4 separate regions of the Homo sapiens genome follow, and regions 1, 2 and 4 are each linked to region 3. A link is an interaction called in ENCODE POLR2A ChIA-PET data of the cell type or tissue named here. Cell type or tissue: OCI-LY7. All regions are shown on one strand. Region 1 overlaps PTPRO (protein tyrosine phosphatase receptor type O). Region 2 has its middle 33 kb from the start of LMO3. Region 3 overlaps DERA (deoxyribose-phosphate aldolase). Region 4 overlaps SLC15A5 (solute carrier family 15 member 5).

Region 1 (4,000 bases), 410 kb before region 3:
TCAAGGAAGCTGGATATATATGCCCTTCTTTTCAATTGCAATATATTAAGGATTGGTAACTTGAACCAAAAAAAAAAGGTGAGTGCTAACCTTAGAGAAGTAAAACTTCTATTTTCTCCAAGAAGATTAAGAAGTATGATATTAAACAATATATAATACCTATCAACAAGAATTTTAAAATGTATGTATATTTCTTTGTGTTTGGCAAAGCCCGGTTCAACTGGATGACTTTGATGCCTATATTAAGGATATGGCCAAAGACTCTGACTATAAATTTTCTCTTCAGTTTGAGGTGAGTTGGTTAAGGCATTTTCTACCTTCTGTAATGGAAAGGGCCTGGGAATTGGGGGGTTTGTGTTGCGGTCATGTCCCTGCTCACTGGCAGTGCGTAACAAAAAGGGTATTGGCCTGGGGATTGCTGATCTGCTGGTTTAGAGCAAGGGTTGTCAATCCTTGCTTAGTAGGCAAGGCCTCAGGTGGCACAAATGAGATGAGGGGAAGAAGAGAATAGGTGCAGGTACTGAGGTGAGCAAACATGGGTATAGTAGAAGCCATCATTGAAAACCAGGGAAATCGAGAGTACAAGAAGAAAAATGCAAGCTGAGGCATGAAGCCTGAGACAGAATTTCCCTTTCAGGGGATTTGTAGTGTTTCTCATGCTTCTTAGGCCACAGTAGTGGCGGATAGTGGATAAAACTGACCCCCTTTGTGTCCTGGGCACATAACATCCTGGAGTAGGGCTTTTCAAGCTATAGGACTCCTGGCATTCTACTTAATAACTTTTGTGCAGTTTTATTTTCTTTCCTTGGACAAATTGGGGAGATAAAGTTACACATGATTTGTGTTAAGAAAAAAATTGACAACATCTCTTTTTTTCCGAAGGACACATATTTCTTTGGATCTAAAACCATATGTCAGAAGAGATGGAAGTGAGTGAGTCTAATATCTCAGCAGTGTGGGGGAAGATAATTAGTTCTCACTTTTTCTTTCTACATATTTTATAGCTCATAACACAGTCTAAATGGCCCCCCATCCTTCAGGTTTCTATAGCATGGCTTGAGTGGTCAGTGATTCAGGGAAAAGGGGAAGATAAAGTGATTTTTCTAAATTCTGTAGTTTTTTTTTTTTATAAAGCCTTTTAAGTGCTCTTTTCTATTAAGGTAGCTGCTTTTTCTTCAGTTTTTAAAATCATTTCTCCTTTCCACTTCTCAGCCAAGGACAGCTTTAGTCTGCAAAAAGCATCAGTGGTCCTGGTGTGGAGACACTAATGGGGAATTTGAGGATGAGAAGAATCTTATACATTACCAAATACAAAGACCGCTAACTACCACCTGTGTCCTGAAAAATTCCACACAGAGCCTGCTCACTTATCCATTGTATCCAGGTGCATAGGATATTATAGATGCTACACCAAATGCTATACTCAAAGAAATTCAATTTGAATTGGAAATGAATGAGGAGGATGGCATTTCAGAAAGTATATCAAGGAAAGGAGGACTTTTTTTCTAAGCAAACATGAGGCAAAACTCTGAAAAAATAAATAGCTAGATGATTCTAACGATGATAGAAATTATGGTATAGCTACACTTTTACCTTATTAAAGCCACATTTTCTTAATTCCTTCAAGATGGCATGCCCTTGGTGGCACAGCTGGATCATAACCTCTGCTGGCAACTCACAGTTTATGTCTTGAAACCCAAGCATAACTATTACTGTTTCTGAATTGCATGAAAAAAAATTCAACAAGTCATTTTCCAGTAAACATATTCTTTTAGTTGTGAGTGACAAAAACATAGCTCAAACTTGTTTAAACTAAAGGAAAGGGGGTTTATTCAAAGGATACTAAGGTATCTCATACAATCAAAGAAAAGGTTGAGTAGCTAGACTACGTGCAGGGAAGCAGCACAGTTTCAGGGATGACTGGAGCCAGGGGCCCCTCTATTTCTCATTTCTGCTTCTCTCTCTGTTTTGGTTTCACTTTGTTTCACTGAACAAAGAGAAACAAAGAGAAACGCAGCCAGAGAGGGCAGATGTTTGTGTTCAGTGAAACAACAAACAACCTCTTTTTCTGTCACTTTTGTTTTGTTTTGTTTTGTTTTTTGAGACAGTCTCACTCTGTTGCCCAGGCTAGAGAGCAGTGGCGCGATCTTGGCTCACTGCAACCTCCGCCTCCCAGGTTCAAGTGATTCTCCTGCCTCAGCCTCCTGAGTAGCTGGGACTACAGTTGCCCACCACCATGCCCGGCTAACTTTTGTATTTTTAGTAGAGACAGGGTTTCACCATATTGACTAGTCTGGTCTCGAACTCCTTACCTTGTGATCTAGCTGCCTCAGCCTCCCAAAGTGCTGGGATTACAGCCGTGAGCCACGATGCCCAGCCCAACCTCTTTTTCATAGTGAAAAGCAGCCAACAACAACCCTTGAGCACCACAGCCTTTTGTTTCCATGGTTTCCAAAGGGAATTACTGTCTGTCTTTCTTGTTTGTAGTTTGAAAATTAACAGGGGAGGATTTTGATGGACGAGCCTGTGTCATGGTGCCCATTCAAACCAATCACAGCCAGAGAGGGCAGATGCACAGAATCTCTAAATGGAACCATGTGGGCTCAAGTAGCAAAACCTAAGAAGGGCATTATCTCCCAATAAAGAGAGGGTATTGGGAGAACCAAACCATAAGCGATTAGCATGCTATCTTTAGATATCACAAAAATATGAAAAGCAGAATTATAAATTTTATGTGCTAAATGTTCAATTTATAATATGCTGAGGGCTTTTATTCATTCAATGGATAAATGAATACATTTAGCCTGACTTCATAGGATTTATAAGAAATGTGCTAAACTAGGAATCTAAAATCCTGAATCCTCACTACAGTGTTGCTACTAATTAACATTCTAAAAAATATGTTTTTTTCTTAACCAATTGATATATAATGAGTTTGGGGTGGGCTTGGGGGCGGATGATGTATTAGCTACAGATTTTTTATGTAGTGAACATGCTCATGTATAAGTTTCAATTTATCCAACTACTTTGTTGGAATAATTCTTATGGATTGAAACTGCCCAGGCAAAGTATATACAAAATCTGCATTTTGAGTAAATTTCCCATAAGTGGAGTAAGTTTTCCCAGTGTTCCTAAAACTATACAAACAGTATAGTATAGTATATACTTCCTAAAACTATACAAAGAGTAGATATCAACATTTGTAATCATTGATAATGTAATATTACAAAGAAATTGCTTTCTCATCTGTTAACGTTAAGCTACATCATCTTCATATAGCACTATTAGTCATTTGTGTTATTTCATTTTCCTCTGTTTCTTTTATTTTCATGTACCTTATAATCTTCATCATTTTGTTACTGATTTCTAACAGCTGATTTATGATTAAAGAGGTTAACATTTTGTGAAGGGCTGAAAATGAAATACCATTTTTTTCTCATTTTTTTACATTGGGGTTTTATTTGGAGTTTGTACAGAAGTTGTGTATTTAAAAAATAATCATGTTCTGCTTTTTTTTAAGTACATTTTCTCATCACCTTAGTTTCTTTATGTATAAAATGGGTGAGTTGAACTAGATCAATGGTTCTCAACTGGACAAGTACCAGTCAGCCCCCAGATGAAATTTGAAAATGTGTGGGAGTGTTTTTGGTTGTTATAATAGCTTAGGAGGAGGATGCTAACAGTATTTTATGGAAGAGGGACGAGGCGTTAAATGCTCTTCAATGAGTGGGACATTCCCGCACAATAGAGAATTGTCCTAGGCCGAAAGTGTTTGATTGAGAAATATGGGTTAAATATGGGATGAGGCTACAATCAAGCTTTATAACCCATGTGTATTAGTCATGGGTTCTCCAGAGAAACCAATGGGATGTTTATATAGAACAAATATGATGTATATATAGAGAGATCTATTTTAAGGTATTGGCTTTTGAGGTTATGGAGGCTGACAAGTCTGAAACCTGAAGGGCAGGCTGGCAGGCTGGAGATCCAAGGAAAAGTT
Region 2 (4,000 bases), 650 kb after region 3:
GCTCACACTTGTAATTCCAGCACTTTGGGAGGCCAAAGCCGGCGGATCACCTGATGTCAGTCAGGAGTTCGAGACCAGCCTGGCCAACACGGTGAAACTCCGTCTCTATTAAAAATACAAATATTAGTTGGGTGTGGTGGCATGCACCTGTAATTCCAGCTACTTGGGAGGCTGAGGCAGGAGAATTGCTTCAACCCTGGAGGCAGACCATTGCACTCCAGCCTGGGCAACAAGAGCTAAACTCCGTCTCAAAAAAAAAAAAAGCAACCTGGAAAACAGAAATTATTATGCTAACATTCAAAATGTAAATGTGTTCTCACTTCAGAGATTAAGGAAACTGGTTGGAATTTGTTTTGTAGGCTTCCGAAAGGCACTTACCTTCAGTCAGAATTGACTAGATCAAGGAACATTGTGACATAGATGAAGTTAAACCTGAGCATTTTGTTAAACACCCAATACCTTTTAGAGCCATAGGTCTCCGCATTGGGTACACATTCACCTCTCTTTTCCTTGCAGGACTCAAGCCCCAGAGCTTTTCTGTCTTCCTTTTCTCTTTCTGATTCCACTCCTCACACCCTGTTCTGCTCTACATTAATCTAATAACCTAAGGACTATATGTGTCAACATTTGTATTAGAATAGGAACTTTTTCAGAATCCAGTGGCTATCTCCAAAGTGAGTAGAGGTGATATCCAAGGTAGGTGGCCTTAAGCCCAAACCTACTCTGCCTATACCTAGGAGTAGCTCTGTTGGGTCCACATTACAATATTTTATTTTTACTTTATCCAAAAATCAACTTCATTCATTCATAAAAAAGAATTATATGAAGATCTTTTATAAAACAAACTAGGGAGTCCTCAATATTAGTGTGAAAATGAAAAAGACAGGATATTCTCAGTATTAAAATCTTTCTTGCCCCCATGATGTGCTGAGCACTATATTAGAGAATTCACTAAAAAGTAAATTATGGTCTGTGCTTTCCAGTCACCGGCTGTTTGATAGGAAATGCAGATACAAGTAAATAATTGCAATAAGATATTTAAAATGCTGTAATTCGAGGTACTAGATACACAGATGACACAAAGACAGAAGTGGTTAACTCTGTTGGTTGGGGCAGACAAGACTTCATAGGAGACCACTGAGTTAGATTTTGAAAAATTAACTTTACAGATGAAGAAAGTAATGAGGAGTTTTGTGCCAAGACGTGGTGGCATGAAACACATTTGCCTTCTATTTTGAATAAAGAACTAGTCTTGCGAAGACTTGAAGTCAATAGAAAATCCATTTTCACGAAGGTAGTAGCTACCTCCAATATTCAGGGGATAGTGGCACTGAATCAAGCTTCAATACACAGCCGTCAGTGGCATTGATAATGTGCAGTGATATACTTATTGGATCAATTAAATTGTATAATCACAGTTACTGTTCTGTCTATAGTTTCATTTTGTCCTAACATTTATAGAGCCTCACTCCAACCTTCCAGATTATTCCCCTAGTTATCCAATTTCCTTTCAATAGTGTGTTTCATTTTTCTTAACATAGCAACTGTTAGTTTCTGATGTACCTAGATACCCTGGCTCTTGCAGCAGTAAAGAACAGGAGTCTTGAATTTTGTGGTCATTTTTTGCAGAGGTGGAACAGTTCAGAGTGATGTGCTTTTGTGTACTGCACTAAAAGAGAGTTTAGTAGAGACACTGGGATTGAGGAGGTCTGTGGGACTAGGGTTTTGGGTAAATTATTCATATGAACTTTGGAATTACTCACGACCATGACTGTATTTGGGATAGTAAAGGTTTGGTGTTTTTTTTTTTTTTTTTTTCCCGGAGTCTCGCTCTTGTTGCCCAGGCTGGAGTGTGGAGTGCAGTGGCATGATCTCGGCTCACTGCAACCTCCGCCTCCTGGGTTCAAGTGATTCTCTTGCCTCAGCCTCCCGAGTAGCTGGGACTACAGGTGCCCACCACCACGCTCGGCTGATTTTTTATATTTAGTAGAGATGGGGTTTCACCATGTTGGCCAGGCTGGTCTCAAACTCCTGACCTCTGATAATCCACCCGCCTCAGCCTCCCAAAGTGTTAGTATTTACAGGCTGAACCACTGCACGCGGCCGAGGTTTGGTGTTTTTAATGAATTTGGGTATTTGGCTTTGTTAGTGTGTTCTCATGCTGCTAATAAAGACATAACTGAGACTGGGTAATTTATAAAGGAAAGAGGTTTAATGGACTCACAGTTCCACATGGTTGGGGAAGCCTTACAATCATGGCGGAAAACGAAGGAAGAGCAAATGGACTTCTTACATGGTGGCAGGCAAGAGAGCCTGTGCAGGGGAATTCCCCTTTATAAAACCATCGGCCATCGGCCAGGCGCAGGGGCTCACGGCTGTAATCCCAGCACTTTGGGAGGCCGAGGCAAGCAGATCACGAGGTCAGGAGATTGAGACCATCCTGGCTAACACAGTGAAACCCCGTCTCTACTAAAAATAAAAAAAAATTAGCCGGGCGTGGTGGCGGGCACCTGTAGTCCCAGCTACTCGGGAGGCTGAGGCAGGAGAATGGCGTGAACCCGGGAGGCGGAGCTTGCAGTGAGCTGAGAGTGCGCCACTGCATTCCAGCCTAGGTGACAGAGCAGGACTCTGTCTCAAAAATAAATAAATAAAATAAAATAAAAAATAAAACCATCAGCTATCATGAGACTTACTACCATGAGAACAGCACAAGAAAGACCCACCCCCATGATTCAATTACCTCCCACCAGGTCCCTCCCATGACATGTGGGGATTATGGGAGCTACAAATTCAAGATGAGATTTTGATAGGGACACAGCCAAACCATATCATTCTGCTGCAGCCCCTCCCAAATCTCATGTCCTCATATTTCAAAACCAATCATGCCTTCCCAACGGTCCTCCAAAGTATTTTTTTTTTTTTTTTTGAGACAGAGTCTCTCTGTGGCCTAGGCTGGAGTGCAGTGACACGTGATCTTGGCTCACTGCAACCTCTGCTTGCTGGGTTCAAGCAATTCTCCTGCCTCAGCCTCCTGAGTAGCTGGCACTACAGGTGCATGCCACCATGCACAGCTAAAGTTTTGTATTTTTAGTGGAGACAGGGTTTCACCATGTTGGCCAGGCTGGTCTCGAACTCTTGACCTTGTGATCCGCCTGCCTTGGCCTCCCAAAGTGCCGGGATTATAGGTGTGAGCCACCGCGCCCGGCCCCAAAGTCTTAACTCACTTCAGCATTAACTCAAAAGTCTACATTCCAAAGTCTTATCAGAGACAAGGCAAGTCCCTTCCACCTATGAGCCTTTAAAATCAAAAGCAAGTCAGTTACTTCTCCAATACAATGGAGGTACAGGCATTGGGTAAATATATCCATTCCAAATGGGAGAAATTGGCCAAAACAAAGGGGCTACAGGCTCCATGCAAGTCTGAAATCCAATAGGGCAGTCATTAAAACTTAAAGTTCCAAAATGATCTCCTTTGACTCCATGTCTCACATCCAGGGCATGCTGATGCAAGAGGTGGGCTCCCATGAGCTTGGGAAGCTCTGCCTCTGTGGCTTAGCAGGGTACAGCTCCCGTCCTGGCTGCTTTCATGGGCTTGCATTGAGTGTCTGCAGCTTTTCCAGGCCCATGGTACAAGCTGTCAGTGGACCTACCATTCTGGGGTCTGGAAGACCATGGCCCTCTTCTCACAGCTCCACTAGGCAGTGTACCAGTGGGGACTCTGTGTGGGGGCTCCCACTGTACATTTCACTTCCAACTGCCCTAGCAGAGATTCTCCATGAGGGCTCTGCCCTTGCGGTAAACTTTTGCCTGTATATCCAGGTGTTTCCATACATCCTCTGAAATCTAGGAGGAGGTTCACAAACCTCAATTCTCGATTTCTGTGCATGCTCAGGCTCAACACCACATGGAAGCCCCCAAGTGTTGGGGTTTACACCCTCTGAAGCCACAGCCCGAGCTGTATCTTGTTTAGCCATGGCTGGAGCTGAAGCAGCTGGGATGC
Region 3 (4,000 bases):
ACTATGCTTATAAGGCAGTAGATGGCTCTCTTGTTAGTGAATTGCCTTCTGTTTTATTCTTTGATTATTCACTCATCAACATATGTTAGACAGGAATTTCTTTGACTTACTCCTCTCTGAATTTAAGCTTTTCATTTATCTCAGAGATATATATCCATACTATCTGAGACAGCCTCTGCTTTTGTTTGTGTTAATGTTTTAAAATTTAGTGCAGTATCATTGATTTTTATACTTTCAAATATAAGTTGACTTATTCTTTATCTCTGTGAACAGCAGGTCTATCCATTTAGACATCCAAGCTTGCAGCCTAGGAGTCATGCTTGGTTCTTTCTTTTTCTCACCTCACATAAATCAGTGAAGAAGCCTTGAGAGTTCTCTCTAGACCTCTTTGCTGTGTCTGACACATCTTCCCTCCATTCTAAGTGCTGCTGTCTTAGGCCACCATCCTCCTCCACAGGGATTACTTCAGCTGTTCCCCTGTCTTCCTGACTTTTGTTCCCCTCCAATCTGTTCTCCACACTGTCACCACAATTTTTTTTTAATGCTAATTTTATTATGGTACTGCTTGCTTAAAATTCCTTCAGTGGTTTCCCTTCATCTTTATGGTAAAGTGTACATTCCTTGATTCTTATTTTAAAAAGGTCCTTCCTAAGACCCTGGCTGTGCCTCTGCTGTGTCATTTTCCCTTCACACCATGTTCTCCAGCCAGGTAGAGTTACTTGCACTTCTCTGCAGATGGTGCCATCCAACCTTTTGAGTCTTTGTACGTTCTGTGCCTCCTGCCCGGAATGCCTTTTGCCCAAATAACTCCACATCTTGGGGTTCAGCACAGGTACCACCTTTTTCAGGAATTATTTCCCCTGACACTGCTTCTCCCCCTGCTGTTTGGCCCATTATCTCCTCTGTGTGTCCCCACGGCATTCAAGTAAAAGCCCTATCATATAACTTATCACATGACATTGTGATTGAGTGTTGAATTTCTAGGTGTCCTTCTAGGGGCCCTATATTTGGATGAAGATACCTGGTTTCTCTGGTCTTGAATCTGGGCCAGCCATATTCTTGTGTACTTCTTGAGTGCTCTGTCAGGCCTAGTAGATCATTCCTTGGAACTCTACTGAAAATCAGCCTACTAGTCAGCAATGGTGCTGTTGCTCTGGGCACAACTGCTGTATCTAGAAAATATCTGCAGTTGTTATCTGAGAGCAAAATCTCAGAAAAACCTAAGGATGAGAAGGGATGGAACACTTTGAACAGTTGTTCATCAGTGATGTTGGCATTTCAAAGATTCACAGTAGAAGACTCACTGTGCCTCTTAGGAACCTGGGAAAAGCCCCTTGGAGGCTACTTGGTGTACAGGTAGCCCCCCTTTATGCTGCTTGCCAGCACAAGTGATTGTTAGCCCAGGTAACAAAGTAAAAGTTTGGAAACGAATAACAGCAGCCACTTATAGGACATACTTTGTGGTAGCCACGCTGTTGGTTGTGCACATGGAGCTGAGATACTCCTCAGGGTCACATCGGAGCCAATCTTGTGATACCTGTTACCCCAGCTGTTATCCTGGTCACAATGAAAGTGTATTCATTCTGGGAGGTCAGCCAACCCTGTCCTACGCACAGCACCTACTACTCATGATACAAATGTGGTATTAGGTCATCACGCTTTGGAAGCTGTGTCCCACCCTCCACCCATCCTGTCCACAGAAAAAAATGTGATTATAAACATGTCCCTTTATTTCTTCCTGTCTGCTTGTTTCTCTGTTCATGTTGTTTATCCACTTCATTTCTTCATTTAAGCAGTGTTTGTTGAGCACTTAGTATGAGTAATAAAACCGTATTCATGGTGTGCTTTACCAGGTACATTGAAACAATATTCCTTCGTCCTCACATCAGTCCTGGAGTGGAAGAAATCTAGGATTGTGTGACTTGTTTAAGGTCACAAAGCTAATAAATAACCTGTATCACTATTTGAACACTCTGGTCTTCTGGCTCCAGATTTATTGCTTTTTCACTTGTAACATGGCTATTTCCCAAGGCACACACTAGATTTTATCATGAATGAAAGACACAATCTTTGTGAGGCATAATATATGAAAGCATGTAGCATACTTCCTGGCCTATAGTTTATACTTCCTACTCTGTTAAGAAGGTATATAATAGAATTGAAGTATTCTTTGATGAACTTGAAATATTTTGAAATATTTTTTATATTCTTGTCCCAATTTTATATGTAACTTGCACAAACTAATCTCCCCAAAAGTAATTTACAAATTTCTGACTAAATTCTGTATTCTACTTCTGTGGTGGTATAAAAAATTTTTTCTTAAATCAATTTCATTGAGGCAGATTTGCATTCAGTAAAATTCAGGTGTTAGATAGACAGTGTGATGAGTTTGGCAGTTTGCAAACACCTGTAACCACTACTCCCTTCAAGACACAGATCATTTCCATCCTCCTAGAAATATCTTTGTGTCCCTTTATAGTCGCCTCCACTCAGCTCACCTGCTGTCCCCGCTGCAACCACTTTTCTACTTTTATCACCATGCTTAGCTTTGCCAGTATTAGAACATTATCTAATCACATAGTGTGAACTCTTGGGTGCTTTGTTTTTGGTTTGTTTTGCCCTCACTAAAAATAAGAGATAAGAGATCTTAAGGAGTTTGCCTAGAAGTATTTCACTGTGTAAGTATACTGAGTTGCTAAAATTGTTGGCATAATGTTGTTTATAATATGTTCTTCCATTCTGATATCTGTGGGATCTGTAGTTATATCTCTTTCTTTATTCTTGATATTGGTCATTTTTGTTTCCTTTCCTGTTGTTGTTTTTGCTTTTCTTTCCTCCTCTGCTTGTTCATGCTAGGGCTTTGCCAATTTTATTAATCTTTTCAGAGAGCCAAGTTTTTATTTTGTTGTTTTTTTTTCATTACTTTTCAGTGAAAGTTATTTTCTAATTTCCCTTGTGATCTCTTTTGTTATTTAGAGTGCTATTTACAATGAGATATTTACTTTCCAAATATTTTGTGCTTTTATGGATATCCTATTGTTGCTTTATAATTTAAGATTTTGTTATCCTCAGAGAGTATCCATTGTAAGAATCTTTTGTCTTTTGGAATTAACAGTTATTTTGTAGCTCATTTTATGGTTGTATTTAGTTATATGCTTCAAGTGCACTTAAAAGAATGTGTATTTCAGATGTTAGAGCAAATGTCAGATCGAATTGGTTGATAATGTTTTTCAGATCTAGTTTTGTTTTCTTTTTGGTCTACTGGTTCTGTTTATTACTAAGAGAGTGTTAAAGTCTCCAAACATGATTGTGGATTTGTCTGGTTATCCCTTTCGTCTGTCAGTTTTTTCATCATGTATTTTGGAGCTCTCTTATGTATATATACCTTTAGGATTGTTATGTTTACCTGTTGAAGTAGCACATTTGTCATTATGAAACGTCCCTTTTTATCTCTGATACTAGTCCTTGTCTGAATGTCTACTAATGATGTTCATCTGGCCACACCAGCTTTCTTGTGTTTAATACTTGCATGGTATATATTTTTTTCCATCTTTTTATTTTCAACCCATCTGTGGCTATATATTTAAAATGTATCTCTTGTAGGCATTTCTTTTCTAATCTATTATGACAGTTTCTACTTTTTAGAGTGTTTTATTCATTTACATTTCATGTAATTGATATAGTAGGAGTTAAGTCTGTCATCTTGCAAACTTTTTCCTGTTTGTTTGAATCTATTTTTGGTTCCTCTTTTCTTGCAACCTTTTGGGTTCATTAGCTATCTTGTAACATTTTGTATCTTCTGTTGGCTTTTTATCTACAGACTCTTTGCACAAAATTTTTAAGTGGTTGCTCTAACAATGTGCATCCTTAATTTTTCACAGTCTACTTGGAATTAATGTTGTTTCACTATACATGTCACAAATGGAAGAACCTTACAACAGTTTAATTTACATCCTCATTGGTTCTTTGAGTTATTTTAATGTTCTTTTCTATATATATT
Region 4 (4,000 bases), 210 kb after region 3:
GTGGGTGACAGGAGAGAAGGACATTTGTACTAGAAAAGTTAGAGAAAGATAGTATAAATCTGTGGATATGGACAAAACATTTTGTGAGTGGGATTATCTTAAAAAAAAAAAGAAAAGAAAACCCCAAACCGAAGATTGCCATATTACGTATTCAAACTTTCTATAATGCTCCTGTATTCATTCTTAAATATCATTTTTAGCATGTGGCTTTCTTTCTAATGCTCATCTTCATTCTAGTCCCACATTTTTTCCATATTTAGATTCATTTAACATTCTCTGTATAGCTGATTTACATGGTAAAGAGAAGCATCGCCTGAATTGATAGCATGGGACAAACACTTGTATCAAGTCAGACAGAAAGATTCTTCAGGACACCTAAAGTTTACTTTATTTATATGGAGATGATCTGTCTATGTGAAGAGACAGAATTGGGTATAAAAAGATATAGAAAGGGCATGGGCTTTAGTCAGGTAGACTTTTAAAGTTGAATCTTGCCTTAACAGTGTAGTCGTTGGGCAAATAACTGGACCACTTAAGCCTCAGTTTCTCTTCTATGAAATGATGATAACAGAATCTCCCTTACTGAGTTGTCATGAGAAGTTAAAGAGATAATGGTTGTCAAGGGCCGGACACAGAGGAGGCACTCCACAAACCTTAGATTATCACCTCCTCCTGCCCCCTTTCCAGGTAGCTCACACACCATCATGTAGCCTGAGCTTGATCTTGGGTCTGTCTCCTATAAGATACTTCTTCATGTTCTGTATGCCTTTTTTTTTTTTTTATCATTGTCCCAGGACTGGTTGTAAAATGTTCCGTTTAACATTGTCAGTTGACTCCGCTCTTAGGTACTATAACTTTATTTTAGTAGCTTATAAACTTTTATTGTCGTAATTCACATTTGTGCCATTTTTCATCTGACATTTCCAGTAGCTGATTGAAATCAGGAGCATCCTTGCAAAGGAGACATAGTGAAGACTTGAGGTCTAGAATGAGGCTAACTAAACTTCTCCAGATCGCAGGATAGCTGAACAGGAGCATGAGAAACAGTGTGCCACATAGAGTCTGATGGGTCATTCATTCCCTGCCATTCGTAATGCCCACAGTGCACCCTAGTTAATACTTTCATAATATAACCAGCTAGTTAGTAATAGTGTTCAACTGCTGAAGTAGTAAAGGACTCAAAATATTTAGCATTGTTCAGAATTCCTCCAAATATCTCTTGCTTAGCTAGATGTATTTGTTCATTTGAAAGTCATTTTTTAGAATTTTTTTGTGTACCAGAAAATGTGCATTCCATGCTGCTTAAGAAAAGGAATTCATAAATTAGTAGGGGACAGGCAAAGTGTAATTATTCTGGAGCATTAGGCCTTGTAGACACTAAATAAAATGTTTCTATTTATCCGAAATTATCACAGTCATTTTAGAGACAAAGGATTGTAGAATCATCTAGACTCACTCTTTATTTTATATATTAATGAGTGAAGGAACAGAGAGGTCAAGTGAAACATCACTCAGCAGAACCCTCATCTTCCTGCTGTTATATCAAATGCACTGCTGTAGTCCACCTCTTGGTGTTTAATGCAACTACCACTTTTATGACTTTCTTTAACATCTTCTCAACAGTTTTAAAATGTCTGGATTTCAGTCTTTGAAATCACTTACCTCAAATTCTTTCTAAAATACCTAAGGACGACATTTCTACTCTGGTCCTGAGACTGGCATTCAACCTACTGTGAGATTCTTAGAGCAATTTACACTAAATTTAAAGCTTTTGAAACTGGATTGAGAAACATATATCGTGATACACACATGCTATAACACTATAAACTACACAAATTTGCTAATATGAAAGAAAAATACAGTTTATTTCTCTTCTATCTAATGCCCTACGTTGTAAGGCTCAAAATTTCATTTGCTGCCTTGATGCCTTTGAGCCTCACAGGCCCCAAAGGTCTAACCACATGTTCCCCTGCTTTCATTAGATAATGCTCCTCACCCAGAGGGAAGAGCTCCCCACCTGGCTAGTTCCCCTATTAGCCAGGCCAGCTGCACTCCACCCGGGTCTCAACCTAAGACGTTTCACTTCCCTGCTAGCTCTCAACATTATTCAAAGCAACCAATCACATTTAGCCGACAGGAACCAGCCTGTCACCACAGCCCTTTGTTACTACAAAGCCTGCCCCCCACAGACCCTGCTTGTTCACTGTATGCCTGAGTGCAACCCCAGGTGACCCTGCACATATCAGGGTATTTTCCTTTCCCAGGCTGTGAGTGTATGTGACTAATAAACTGCTGTCAGTCTCATGTGTAGACTGTCTCAAAAAAAAAAAAAAAAAAAAAGGATGCATGTTTTCCATAATCTCATACTATTTAGAGTAAGAGACACCCCCAGGTCACCAATGTGGTGAATAAGAGATGATCAGAACAGACCCTCACCACAGAAATCAAGGTCAGTTCTAGAGAAAATAGTAATAGCTTTTGCTTTAATGCATAATTACTGTTTATTTTTCTTTTGGAAGGAGGAGAAAAGAGAAAGGAACCCTCCCATTCATCCTTCCGTATCACTACTCAGAACCAAGTACCTCTGCTTCTAAACTACATCAGGGAGTGCAACTCCCATGGAATCACAGGACAAGAAGAAATGGGAACAGATATTTAAGGTAATAGATATACAAATTACCTTGATTTGACTATATAAATTTATCAAATGATCACACGTATCTTGAAAACAAGTACACCTAGTATGTATCAATAAAAAATTTTTTAAAATAATAAAAGAAGTAATGGGAATAAGACATAGTCATCCAAGAAGTATTGGATGCAGTGCAACCTGCCTGACCAAAAATAAAACATTATAGGTGAGTATGAGTTCTGGGGGGTGCCAGATAGCCATGTATGCTTGACACTGTGGTCTATAATCACTCTATCTAGTCAGAGTGTTAGAAAACCTAAAAATGCTGTAAAGTTCTCATTGTAGCCTAGCAGTCTTGGGCTTAATGGGTCACTTTAACTGTAGACTTTAGCAAAAATATCCACATACACTCTCAGTTAGTAAACACTACTCTCAGCAAATCTCTTCTTTTGAGCATGAGTAAACAGAAAAAGGGTCAATATGGGTAAGGAAAAGTGACTACGATACATGTTATAAATGTTGCTTACAGGAAACACCCTGAACACAGAATGACAAAGCTTAAAATAATAATAATATTATTAATAATAATATAATAATGAATGAGAAACTCATAAGACAAAGACAAAAAATACTGGAAAGTACTAATCTCAGCAAAGTTGAATTCAAAGGAAAAACTATTTTAAAGGGACATTGAAAATTTTTTTATATTGATAAAAAACACAATTCAAATTGAAGATATGCCAGTGGATTTCCCTTAAGTAATGAAATCATAAAAAAATCTGTTGTCTTTTGGAAAAAATGATATATACGTAATTCTTATCAATGACTATAACACACTCTTGCCAGTTTTTGATCAAATTGTCAAAGAAGAGATGTAGAGAATTAAATTAATGTGATTGACAAGTGTTTAATAAAGATCACAACATTGTTTAGTATGAAGAAAGAATATTTCACCCTCTTACAGAAGTTTCAATAACATTAGAAATAAACCAAACCTCCAAGAAATTGAAGATATGCCTCTTGGACATCTAACTGGTCAATGAAGAAATGAAACCCACAATATCAAAGTATTTAGAAAATGAAGAGAATGAGGAAATTGCATTTATACATTTAGAGATACAGATATAAACTCTACCCAGAAGCACATTTAAAGGCACATAGGTTTTCATTTTTAAAGTCAGAATTAAAATAAATCAAATAAACATTCAAGACAAAAAAATTAGGAAATGCATAAAACAAATCTAAGGAAAGTAGGAGTAAGGAAATAGAGATGAGAACAGGAAATCAATATATTAAACATTTTTAGATTTAATAGTTCTAAGAGATGATTCATTGGAGAAAATATGACAAATAAAACTGGCAAATCCA

Evidence for each region. ChIA-PET counts read pairs that join two places held together with the same protein. Peaks named below come from ENCODE experiments on the same cell type or tissue, not always from the same donor. Only the 100,000 strongest peaks of a DNase experiment are listed, where the experiment ranks them.
Region 1: POLR2A ChIA-PET joins it to region 3 with 5 read pairs; 1 of 35 experiments calls an interaction of 5 or more read pairs at or near these places.
Region 2: POLR2A ChIA-PET joins it to region 3 with 5 read pairs; 1 of 35 experiments calls an interaction of 5 or more read pairs at or near these places.
Region 4: POLR2A ChIA-PET joins it to region 3 with 5 read pairs; 1 of 35 experiments calls an interaction of 5 or more read pairs at or near these places.

What each region holds. Positions count from the first base shown.
Region 1 is chr12:15,569,207-15,573,206 of GRCh38, forward strand. It overlaps PTPRO (protein tyrosine phosphatase receptor type O), which reads left to right. Exons shown (of 27, transcript NM_030667.3): 19 at 211-292. Among named protein-coding and RNA genes, the nearest start is that of EPS8, 220 kb to the right of the region's middle. RefSeq lists an enhancer at 1,835-2,024. In OCI-LY7, no CTCF peak of the experiment used is centred here; a DNase peak (open chromatin) is centred at 1,975; H3K4me3 peaks cover 1,678 bases; H3K27ac peaks cover 1,856 bases.
Region 2 is chr12:16,637,196-16,641,195 of GRCh38, forward strand. No RefSeq gene overlaps it. Among named protein-coding and RNA genes, the nearest start is that of LMO3, 33 kb to the left of the region's middle. In OCI-LY7, no CTCF peak of the experiment used is centred here; no DNase peak of the experiment used is centred here; H3K27ac peaks cover 853 bases.
Region 3 is chr12:15,982,659-15,986,658 of GRCh38, forward strand. The region is part of intron 6 of DERA (deoxyribose-phosphate aldolase); the gene reads left to right. Among named protein-coding and RNA genes, the nearest start is that of DERA, 73 kb to the left of the region's middle. In OCI-LY7, CTCF peaks have their summits at 33 and 246; DNase peaks (open chromatin) are centred at 13 and 2,453; H3K4me3 peaks cover 2,389 bases; H3K27ac peaks cover 3,957 bases.
Region 4 is chr12:16,196,986-16,200,985 of GRCh38, forward strand. All of the region lies in intron 7 of SLC15A5 (solute carrier family 15 member 5), which reads right to left. LOC101928362 (a long non-coding RNA gene) reads left to right here. Exons shown (of 11, transcript XR_001749028.1): 2 at 2,520-2,660. Among named protein-coding and RNA genes, the nearest start is that of SLC15A5, 79 kb to the right of the region's middle. In OCI-LY7, a CTCF peak has its summit at 2,090; DNase peaks (open chromatin) are centred at 1,606 and 2,096; H3K4me3 peaks cover 1,576 bases; H3K27ac peaks cover 3,025 bases.